Regions from separate parts of the Mus musculus genome. Here region 2 is linked to region 1. The links are chromatin loops, found by intact Hi-C in ENCODE. Cell type or tissue: left cerebral cortex. All regions are shown on one strand.

Region 1 (5,000 bases):
AATTTTTAAAAATCACTCTAGGATGTTCAAAACTGTTAAATACATTTTACAGTACAAAACTTTTAAAATAATCATATTTTTCTGAGGAAAGGTTAGGCAGTACCACCTAGTGGCTGAGGGCTGCCTATGATAGTGAGCTGTTACCAGCCTGTGGCTGAGGGCTGCCTACGATAGAGAACTGTTACCAGCCTGTGAGTGAGCTTTGCCTGGACAGAACAATTAAATTTAGCTCATGAGAGTTAATAGGAGACTAATTAAAGTCCTGACCCTTAGGTAGTCATTGCTGCATTCTCAGAAATGGAACATCTCTTAGATTATCTGTTTTGCACTTGCCCTCTATGATATCATTAGGCCTCACAGGAGCTGTTTACTGGCCCTAGGAGTTACTACATGGTCCTTCTCATAATAAGCCTAAATTTGCAGAACCGTGATAGTGCTTAAGGGCTAAATAATTCTAAAATCATTTTATATTCTAAAGAACCTGTTCCAATAAAATAACAACTAAAACTCCTCAAAGAACACATATACTATAGGATGAAGTCCTAAGGGTACACGTTGTCTTTTCTGTCCCAGAACACTGTTGTTGCATAACATTTTTCTTAATTTAGAAATCACCAAATATGCAACATTATTTATGTAAAATGTATGTGCATATATGTATGCATATATGTGTCTCTCTATTTACACATATGTATATATATATATATATTCCTTATCATTTAAAAGCATATAATATACAATTTAAAAATGTTGGCAAACTATTAGCTGATGTTTATTTGTATCATGTGTGTGTGTGACACACACACACAAACACACACATATATATATATATATGTGTGTGTGTGTATATATATATACATATCAATATGTATCTATTGGCAGATAGACAAACAGTCAGATATAGAGACAGACCGACAGATAGGTCCATTACTATTCCTTAGGATAGTCTTGGACTTGTGATTTTCCTCTTTAGCCTAAAATTATAGGTTTTCATTATCACACTTGACCAAAAACATGTTATTTTGATCATATTTTAATTACAAAGTTGACACACAATAAACTGTATTAATAAGAATCCAACAAGTTAATTTTTAAAATAATTTATTTATATTTATTTTATGTGCATGAGTGTTTTGGTTGTATGTATGCATACATGAGGGTGCCAGATCTGGAGGTACAGACAGTTGTGAGCTGCTATGGTCATGCTGAGAATTGAATACAGGTCCTCTGGAAGAGGAGTTAGTGCTCTTAAGTGCTGAGTCATCTCTCCAGTCTCCACAAAATTAACTTTAATCTTCAAAATTCATGGACAAGAAAGTAAACTTCCAAGAAGTTTTATTTGAAAGCATTTACCAAGTAATGCTTAATGATTCTAAGAACTGTCTGTAGGCTAACAAGTCTCTGATTTCCAGGCTAGTGAACGGAGAATTATGGATAGAATTTCCCAGCATCCGGTTGTAGCAACAACAGGTAAACATGGAGACACAGCCTCACCTTACTTACTTTTATTCCTCCATGATTAGACAGATACGTTTTGAGCAACTAGTCTGGAACAGTGTGAAAAACATCGACAATATATGCATTTTAAAACTTCAGTGTGGATGGCAGACATTGCTGATCATTATTTAAATGTACCACCTATACAAGTTCAGGAAAAGCTGGCAAGGTATTACTTAATATTTATTTGACTTTGGATGACAAACATTTTGCAGGTTTTTGTTTTATTTCTCCATTAACAAATAGTTTCTTTGGTTGAAAGTGTGGTCTGATCATACCTGTTCCGAGAAACATGACATCATACTGCCCGTCTTCAGCGACCACGTGATCCACCACTATCTGCGTCAGTCTGTAATCCACGTTGATTCTCTTGAAGGTCGGTGCTCCTGCCACTGGGTACACGGACTTATACATCACAGGGTGCCGCCTTATGAAACTGATAACATCGTCTGGAAAGTCTCGGGTGGACTTAATCAGTGGGTCATAGGTTTTGCTTGGACACTGAAAAGAAAGGTGCACAGGAATAAACACGCTACCTACACACCAGAAAGGTTCGTGCCATGGATAAGACTAAGCAGATGACAGAGCAGTGAGGAACTCTGATGTGTGGTGAGAGCAGCTCCAATAGAGTTAAATCTATGCTTCTTCTCCAAAACATTCAAAATTATGTGACTTTACCTGAATTTTCCAAGATTTCTCGAGTGTAATGTTTCTTTCTTAAAAATATTATTGTTTTAAATAAAGATTTTTTTTTTTAAATCAAGCAAGATGGTACATCCATTTAATTACAAAACAGGGCCAGGGCAGGAGGACCCAGTTTTAGAGGCTACCCAAACAAATGCAGAGTTCAAAGTCAGCCTATGTTCCAGAACGAAAACAAATTGCATTACCACCCACAACCCAAAAGTTTCTAATGATGATACTGGAAGCTTAAATTGATGAAGCTGTCATGAAAATGATCTTTAAGCCCCTGAATGTATAGAAAGCTTTTATTTTCAATAATAAAAAAATAGGATTCCTTTCCAATTTTCCTGTTTATTAAAAATTAAAAGGATCAAGTCGACACGTCATAAAATTAGCTCCAAAAGAGCTTTAAGTGCTTGAGGTTGTAATTATACACTTCTGCTACAGCTACTCTGAAAATTAGGCCATGCCCCAACCTGCAGCCTTTCCCCTGAGCCTAGGCTCTGAGAAGGCACCTCAGGTCCTGTCTCATTTCTGCCTAGAACTGCTTCCTGGGAGCGGGTATTAAAGAAAGAGCTAGCATCAACTGCCCTCTGGTGGTCAGACATAAAAGCACAAGTTGATATGCACCGAGTTTATGACACTTATCTAAAATAAAGGAATGACATTACAATTTGAATATTTTACAAGGTATATATACTCTTTCATATAATGTTTCATTTATGTTTCAAAAGCGGCATCCTAGGAAGTTGTCTTTAATAAAAGGTAACATCACATTTTAATTCTTCTTAGACAAATGACTCGAATAAAACTTATACTTAATCATTACAAGTATATGAAATAAAATTTATGACATCAGATAAAACCTATATTAAAGTTCTTTTGATAGTATCGAAATAAAATAAAAACAAAAGCTAAAAACAAATCAAAGTTTTCTAAAAAGTGATAACACAAAATGAAGTTTCCACTGAACAAAGGCATTTTAATTAGGGACTAATTAGATTCATGCCAGAGCTTCAGGGTCTTCCCCTCAGGGGTCAAAGGTGCATTGTTAGCTGAAGATCCTGGGGTAAACAGCTATCCCTCCAGATTGCATGTCAATACAACCATAACGATCCATTTTAAAGGAGAATGTCCACCAAAGAGGTTACACAAACAATTTTAAAGACTTGATAGTCATCTTTTAACTAATTTGAGAATATTTATCTTTACAGAAGTCTTGAATGGCTACTATTAAGAAACTGACCCTTTCCCAATGTCAATTTTTTTTCCTGTTTCATTTTGTTTTGTTTTTTTGTTTTGTTTTGTTTTGTTTTGTTTTTGGGTTGTTTGTTTGTTTGTTTGTTTTGTTTGTCCTAGGTCTGTGTGAAGGAGAATAGAAATGTCCTACATCATTAGCTTGTTTGGTATTCATTTAGCATCTCTATCACTGAAGGCTGGCAAAGTCTGTGTGTCTATCCCTGTTTTGTGCATTTGCCTCATCCACAGAGAGTCAGTCAGCTTAATAGAGGAAGGAGCCTGTTGTTAAGTGTACTGAAATGTATATCAACGTAGATCACACTGCGCTCTTTCCCAAGTCTAGTCTGTACATTGGAGACTTACTCAAAGGCATTCCCAGAAGGCACATGTCTCAGAACGTCGTCAGGTCAGTCTGATTGATTTAACACTAAAAGCAAGATTTTGACTGTATGATATGTTGGAAAGAGTCCTTTGAGTTAATAATTTTTTAAAAAAATAGAAATGAAACAACAACAACAAAAATCCTCAGACTTTGTAGCTGTAGTTACACAGTAATCAGAATTTCAAAATTCAGAAATTCATGAGTCAAGCCACAGTTTTTTTGTTATGAAATTTAAAAACACATGTTCCCCTGGAAGCAAGTGCTACTAAATAAGATATAATAAGCATTTAGCAAACCTGCAGCTGCCAACTATCCTCACAGCTTGCTCCTCACAGAAAAGGATAAAAACTAAGAGATAACAAGAGAGGGCAAAGAGAAATCTGGTTTCTATTGACAGGTACAGGAAGACTTTTGGAAATACATTTTCTTCTTATGGCAGCTTTCCCTGTGGCATGTGGCCAGTGTTCTGCTGAGACCTTTGGCCCCTGGTTGCTAGGAGTGATTGCAGACCCTCACCGTTATGATCACACAAGTGAAATTGGTTTAGGAGTGTTACTCCCCGAGGTTGAAGGTAGGACAGTATGAACCCATTAGTGTTGTTTTAGTACATTCAATCCAGTGTGTGTTTGGTTTGGTGTTATACAACTCACAACTACACAGGTCCAGCAACTATTCAGGCAAAATAGGAATGAAAGTCCCATGAAGGGGAAACAAAAAAGATAAAGAAATACACCATCAAGGAAAAGCCGATTTGGTTATTAATTTTCCTTCAAGGATCTCACCGAAGCTGTATGCCCTAGGTGGTAGTGTGGGTATGTGTATATTCTTTGAAATTTGTGACTATTTTCATAATTCCTCTTAATAGCCCACCCTCCATAGCATCCCCTGTTTCTTCCTGGGGTTTCCTAGCATTTATCTGGCTCCTATGAAAAGAAGGAATTCTGGCTCATTAACTGTGTTTTCCTTACTCCTCTTAAAACCTCTTACAACAGCTTAAACTTTGAGAGAATACAAAATTTGAACAGAGAACTTTCGGTCAGACTTTAAACCGCCAACACATTGCAGGATATATGGCAAAAGCTTAAGACAAAAGAGATGAGGCCTAGACAAACTCTGAGATGCCAGGGTGCAGCTCACAGCAGCTGGCCTGCTGTCTGAGTCAGACAGCTGGAGTTAGCCAGGTGTGATTCTGTTCTGT
Region 2 (5,000 bases), 560 kb before region 1:
GTGGGCGCTGATTTTAAAGTAAAAAAAAAAAAAACACTACTGCTGTGTGGAACATAAATCTCTTGTAAAATATTAGATAGGATAGCAATTAATTTCTATTTTCTCTATTTAGGGCTAAAAATGAGATTGAGGTTTAAGACTGAATTGTTTTATCAGTCTCAGCAGATTCAGAATTTAAATTTAAAACTAATTCACCAGGAAAGCAAATGAGACTTTTACATTTTTACATTTTCCAGTTCCACATAAAACACCATAATATATTTTCATTGAATATTTTTTATATATCTTGGCTAAACATAGAACGTGCTGGAAATATCCCAAGAAACAATGTCCTGGAGAGCTATTAGTCTAACTTTTATATGTACATTTGGATAAGGTTTGGAGAAGCATACTGACTTCTTATGATTTATCTCTGATTTTATCTACAAGTCATTATGCAAACTTATACTCAAGAGGATTCTCTTTAACAAATGTTATCTAGTTTATGAACCAAGTGATCCACTGTTGACTGGTTTTGCCTTGTAAGAAAATAAAAATAAGAATGTCCCTACCCTCCAACATGTTTATGAGGGCCCCTATCTCTAAAGCCCTTTTACTATCTACATTCCTGATTCCTCTGATCATAATTTCCTGTTTTTTGTATTATGACTTTAGTAATATTAGTAATGGATGTGAAAGTGTTATTAACAACCTAATTTCAAGTATTTAATTTGCAGTGCAATAGAAACATTTCATTCGATGTGAATAGTTAAGATGTTGTTTACCAGCGCGGGACGTCTGTCTTCGAGTCCGAACGTTCGCGGTGTTGACCAGCCCGGAACGAATTAAAAATGAGTGATGTTGAAAAAGGCAAGAAGATTTTTGTTCAGAAGTATGCCCAGTGCCACACTGTGGAAAAGGGAGGCAAGCATAAGACTGGACCAAATCTCCACGGTCTGTTCGGGCGGAAGACAGGCCAGGCTGCTGGATTCTCTTACACAGATGCCAACAAGAACAAAGGCATCACCTGGGGAGAGGATACCCTGATGGAGTATTTGGAGAATCCCAAAAAGTACATCCCTGGAACAAAAATGATCTTCGCTGGAATTAAGAAGAAGGGAGAAAGGGCAGACCTAATAGCTTATCTTAAAAAGGCTACTAATGAGTAATTCCACTGCCTTATTTATTACAAAACAAATGTCTCATGGCTTTTAATGTACACCATAATTTAATTCACACACCAAATTCAGATCATGAATGGCTAGCAATGTTTTTGTTGGACAGTCCTGATTTAAGTAAAACTGACTTGTCATAAAGTGGGTACGGTCTTTATTAAAGCAACAGTTCCAGTTGTATACATGCTACCACGGCTCTCCCTTTCTCAAGATAAGATTGGACTTAATTAGCAATGTTTTACTTTCCATAAATAGGGGCATGTCACCTCAAACCTACTAAATGGTTTTATACTTAGATTTATATAACTGGGCATATGAATATGCTTAAACACTGGGAAAATTCTATCACTGTCTCAGAAACAAGAAGACTCAAATGTGTTTCAGTTTGTGTTCACTGGCCTCTTTCAGGTCATGGCTAACCACCAGGAGGCAACTATCTATTCGTGACAGTGCAGTTTTAATTAGAATTCCCTACATCAAGGATGCTGCCTTTTACTATTGAAAGGCATTTGCTGTGGTTTATGTATGATATCAAATAAAGAGTATTTAACACTTAAAAAAAAAAAGATGTTGTTTACCTGTATAGTTTATCATTGGACTCTTTCTTAAGCTTATGTTTACGTGGGTCAAGACTTTGACACCCAAGGGGTAAAACAAGTTGAGTTACTAACTACTTAACGCAGAGTTCAGTTTGATCATAGACTCTCACGCTGATCCAAGTTGCAAGTTGATATTTCTGACAAAAATACTTTAGTTCTTAAATATAAATAGGGTTCATATTAATTCCTTCAAAATTTCTACGTCTGCTTTTATAATCTACAATTTCATTGTTAGACCACCTGAGTAAGGCATGGATTCATGATTTCTTTTGGACTTGTATGTTTTCTTCCCTGTGTGGTGAGGGTGAGGTAAAATTACTAGTGAAGACAGGATTGGATGACATACGCACACATGTTCATCTGGAAAATATTTGGAAATTAGTCAACTGGGTGAAAAAAATTTGATGAAAAATTCAATAATTATAGTTTCTTTTATTAGACAACACACAAATTGCTTGGTATATCCACATGCAGAGAGTTGCCTAGAAACTGTAGCAGCTAGCAGAAATGAATGTGTGACATAAATTCTCCCTTGAAGGCAAGGAAGAAGCTAAATCTGTTTTTTGAGGTTGGACTTCTAAACCCTAAGACAAATGCTTAAAGAAATAAAAATACATCTTTACAAATATTAAGTTTTGATCATAAAATTAAAATGATTGATCCTTATCTTCTGAGAAAACGAAAGTGATATGTTCAGAAAAGTCACATGAGCCTTAATTTCTTGCTAGTCTTTAGCAATTAGAAGTACACCATTTGGCCCCCTGATTTGACACACATACTTGTAATTATAGGCAGTCATGTACATGTATCTGAGTCTTTTTGCTAGACTTGGCATTGAATGTGACTACTCGCTTTTACTGCCTGCCTTATATCTTTCAGAAAAAGATAGCTGATCATATTTCCAAGATTCAAGAGTGTTTCCATAGTCTTCTGTGAAACGTTACCTTTTTTCTATCAAAAGGTTTAAATCTTGTCAACAGTGATCTGGTGGAAGCACTGCAGTGCATTTGGGTTGCAGATATTTATATTCTGCTCTGGAGGCATCTGAAGTGCTAAGGCGCATGCTTCACCTACTCAAGGAAAGGAGTCTCAGAAGAGTGAAAGCTGGTTTTCATTGTTCAGATAACAACTCTACAGTATGTCAGCGTTTCACAGTGGCACATTACATGTGTTGTTTTATTTATGTGATGGGACGGTGTGAGGAGGAGATCCAGATTTGGGTATTGAAATCATCAAGAACAAAAATCTTTATTATCGAGTGTACTCTGTCACATCAGATACAAATAAACTCGAACTCACAAATTCATCTTACTCATTTAAACTTACCTAACATCCCTGTCAAACAAATAATTTTCCAATCATTTTTATTGAGTGCTAGCTATATTCAATAGGGTTAATATAAAGTCACACTTGATGCAACTGGTGACGATAAGTTGAGAAGTTGTCAATTCTAATGATCATGGGTCAACCAGTTGAATTATTAGTCCTGGATTTTAAAAAGTACCCTCTGATTTTCTCAAATTCAATATATATATACACATACATATACATATACACATACACATACACATACACATACACATACACATATACATATATATATATATATATACAGTGTGTGTGTGTGTTTCTGTGGTTATATTCATTTATAAGTGCAATTTCAATGGATTACAGAAATTGGATCTCATGGATCTAGTTATAGGAGGTTATGGGTCACTTTGCATGGGTGCTGAGAACAGAACCAGTGCCTTCTGCAAGAGCAGTAATGCTGAGACATCTCTTAGGACCTTGGTTTTTCAAATTTGACAGTACATATGTAATATCTCTAAGTATCACTTTACATTATCCTTAGTAATTGTGCTATTAATAGTACAAATATACGTACTTTAAAATATGATGCACACTTAGGTGCATTATATTCAAGACTCAGGTATTAGCTCTATATGTGGTATCAAAAGATAACAGAATAAAGATATAACACTACTGACATATGTATATTAGTTCTTCAGAGGTAAGTCAAATAAATATAATGTTTCAAGATAAAACACATAAAAAGTTATAAGTGCCAGGAGGGCTTCTGTTCTTGGAGATGTCTGAAGACACTAAGGCTATGTGAATATGATATTGGCAAAGATCACAGATTAGCAAATTAATACTAATGTTAGTAACACAATGCATTCTAAAATCTCATCAAATGCCCTTAGTTATGCTAGTTATTACTCAAACACTGTCATGACAATGTGCTTACCAGTGCAATGTAGAGAAGAAAACGATCAAGAGTAGACCTAAACATCACATTTTAGGAATTATCTTTTGAGCATTGCATTGGCTAGTTCTGTGTCACCTTGACACAAGTTAGAGTCATCAGAGAAGAAGGAGCCTCAGGTGATGAAATGCCTCCATAAGATCCAGCTTAGAAGGCATCTTCTCAATCGGTAGGCCCGCCCAATCCTTTGTGGATGGTACCATTCTTGAGCTTGTAGTCATGGGTTTTATGAGAAAGCACCTGAACAAGCCAGGCAGAGGAAGTCAGTATTAAGTAGCTGCCCTCAATAACTTCTTCACCAACCAGCTCATGTCTGCAGGATCCTGCCCTGTTTGAGTTTTTTTCTTGACTTCCTTTGGTGGTTAACAGCAATGTGGAAGTCTAAGTTGAATAAACTCTTTACTCACTATCTTGCTTTTGGGTTGTGGTGTTTTGCTGCAGCAAAAGAAACTCTAACAAAAAAAAAGTATCAAGTGGAAATCAATGTAGACCTTCATAAAGAGTCAAGAGAATGTTTGGCAAAACATTTTTTCTAGAAGCTTCACAGATGAAAAGAAAACCACCATTTTGAAAAATATGTTTTTCCACAGCTCATCAATTGTTACAATGGTTTGTAGTGATGCTTTGTTTTGAGCTCTAAATGCAACACAAAACAAAGGAAACTGCTAAGAAATAGCATGAAAAATAAAATCTGATAATTACTCAGTATAGGACAGAGAATACAGATACAAAGAAGACATAAATAAATGCAATCTGTCATCTGACAAAACAGGGTGACCTCCTATCTTTCTAATGACAGTGTTTATGTAAGGTTACACTTAAGAGCTAACTACACAGACACAAAATATTAGTCTCCATATACAAAAGAGATTTGATTTATAAACACCATCATATGCTGTTTTTCATTATTGTTCTGTAACAGAAGGCAACACAGTTTGTGTTTTTTTTCTTCTAAAATTATACGTGAAGTCTTCATTGCTC

What was found. Peaks named below come from ENCODE experiments on the same cell type or tissue, not always from the same donor. Only the 100,000 strongest peaks of a DNase experiment are listed, where the experiment ranks them.
Region 2: a loop joins it to region 1, with 2.4 times the contacts of the local background. A loop is called at or near these places in 4 of 42 quality-filtered maps.

The regions. Positions count from the first base shown.
Region 1 is chr5:12,560,147-12,565,146 of GRCm38, reverse strand. Sema3d (sema domain, immunoglobulin domain (Ig), short basic domain, secreted, (semaphorin) 3D) reads right to left here. Exons shown (of 18, transcript NM_028882.4): 12 at 1,776-1,998. Among named protein-coding and RNA genes, the nearest start is that of Sema3d, 180 kb to the right of the region's middle. In left cerebral cortex, CTCF peaks have their summits at 108 (motif pointing left) and 2,779 (motif pointing left); DNase peaks (open chromatin) are centred at 158 and 2,757.
Region 2 is chr5:13,117,597-13,122,596 of GRCm38, reverse strand. It overlaps the pseudogene Gm10108. Among named protein-coding and RNA genes, the nearest start is that of Gm52804, 25 kb to the left of the region's middle. In left cerebral cortex, no CTCF peak of the experiment used is centred here; a DNase peak (open chromatin) is centred at 2,773.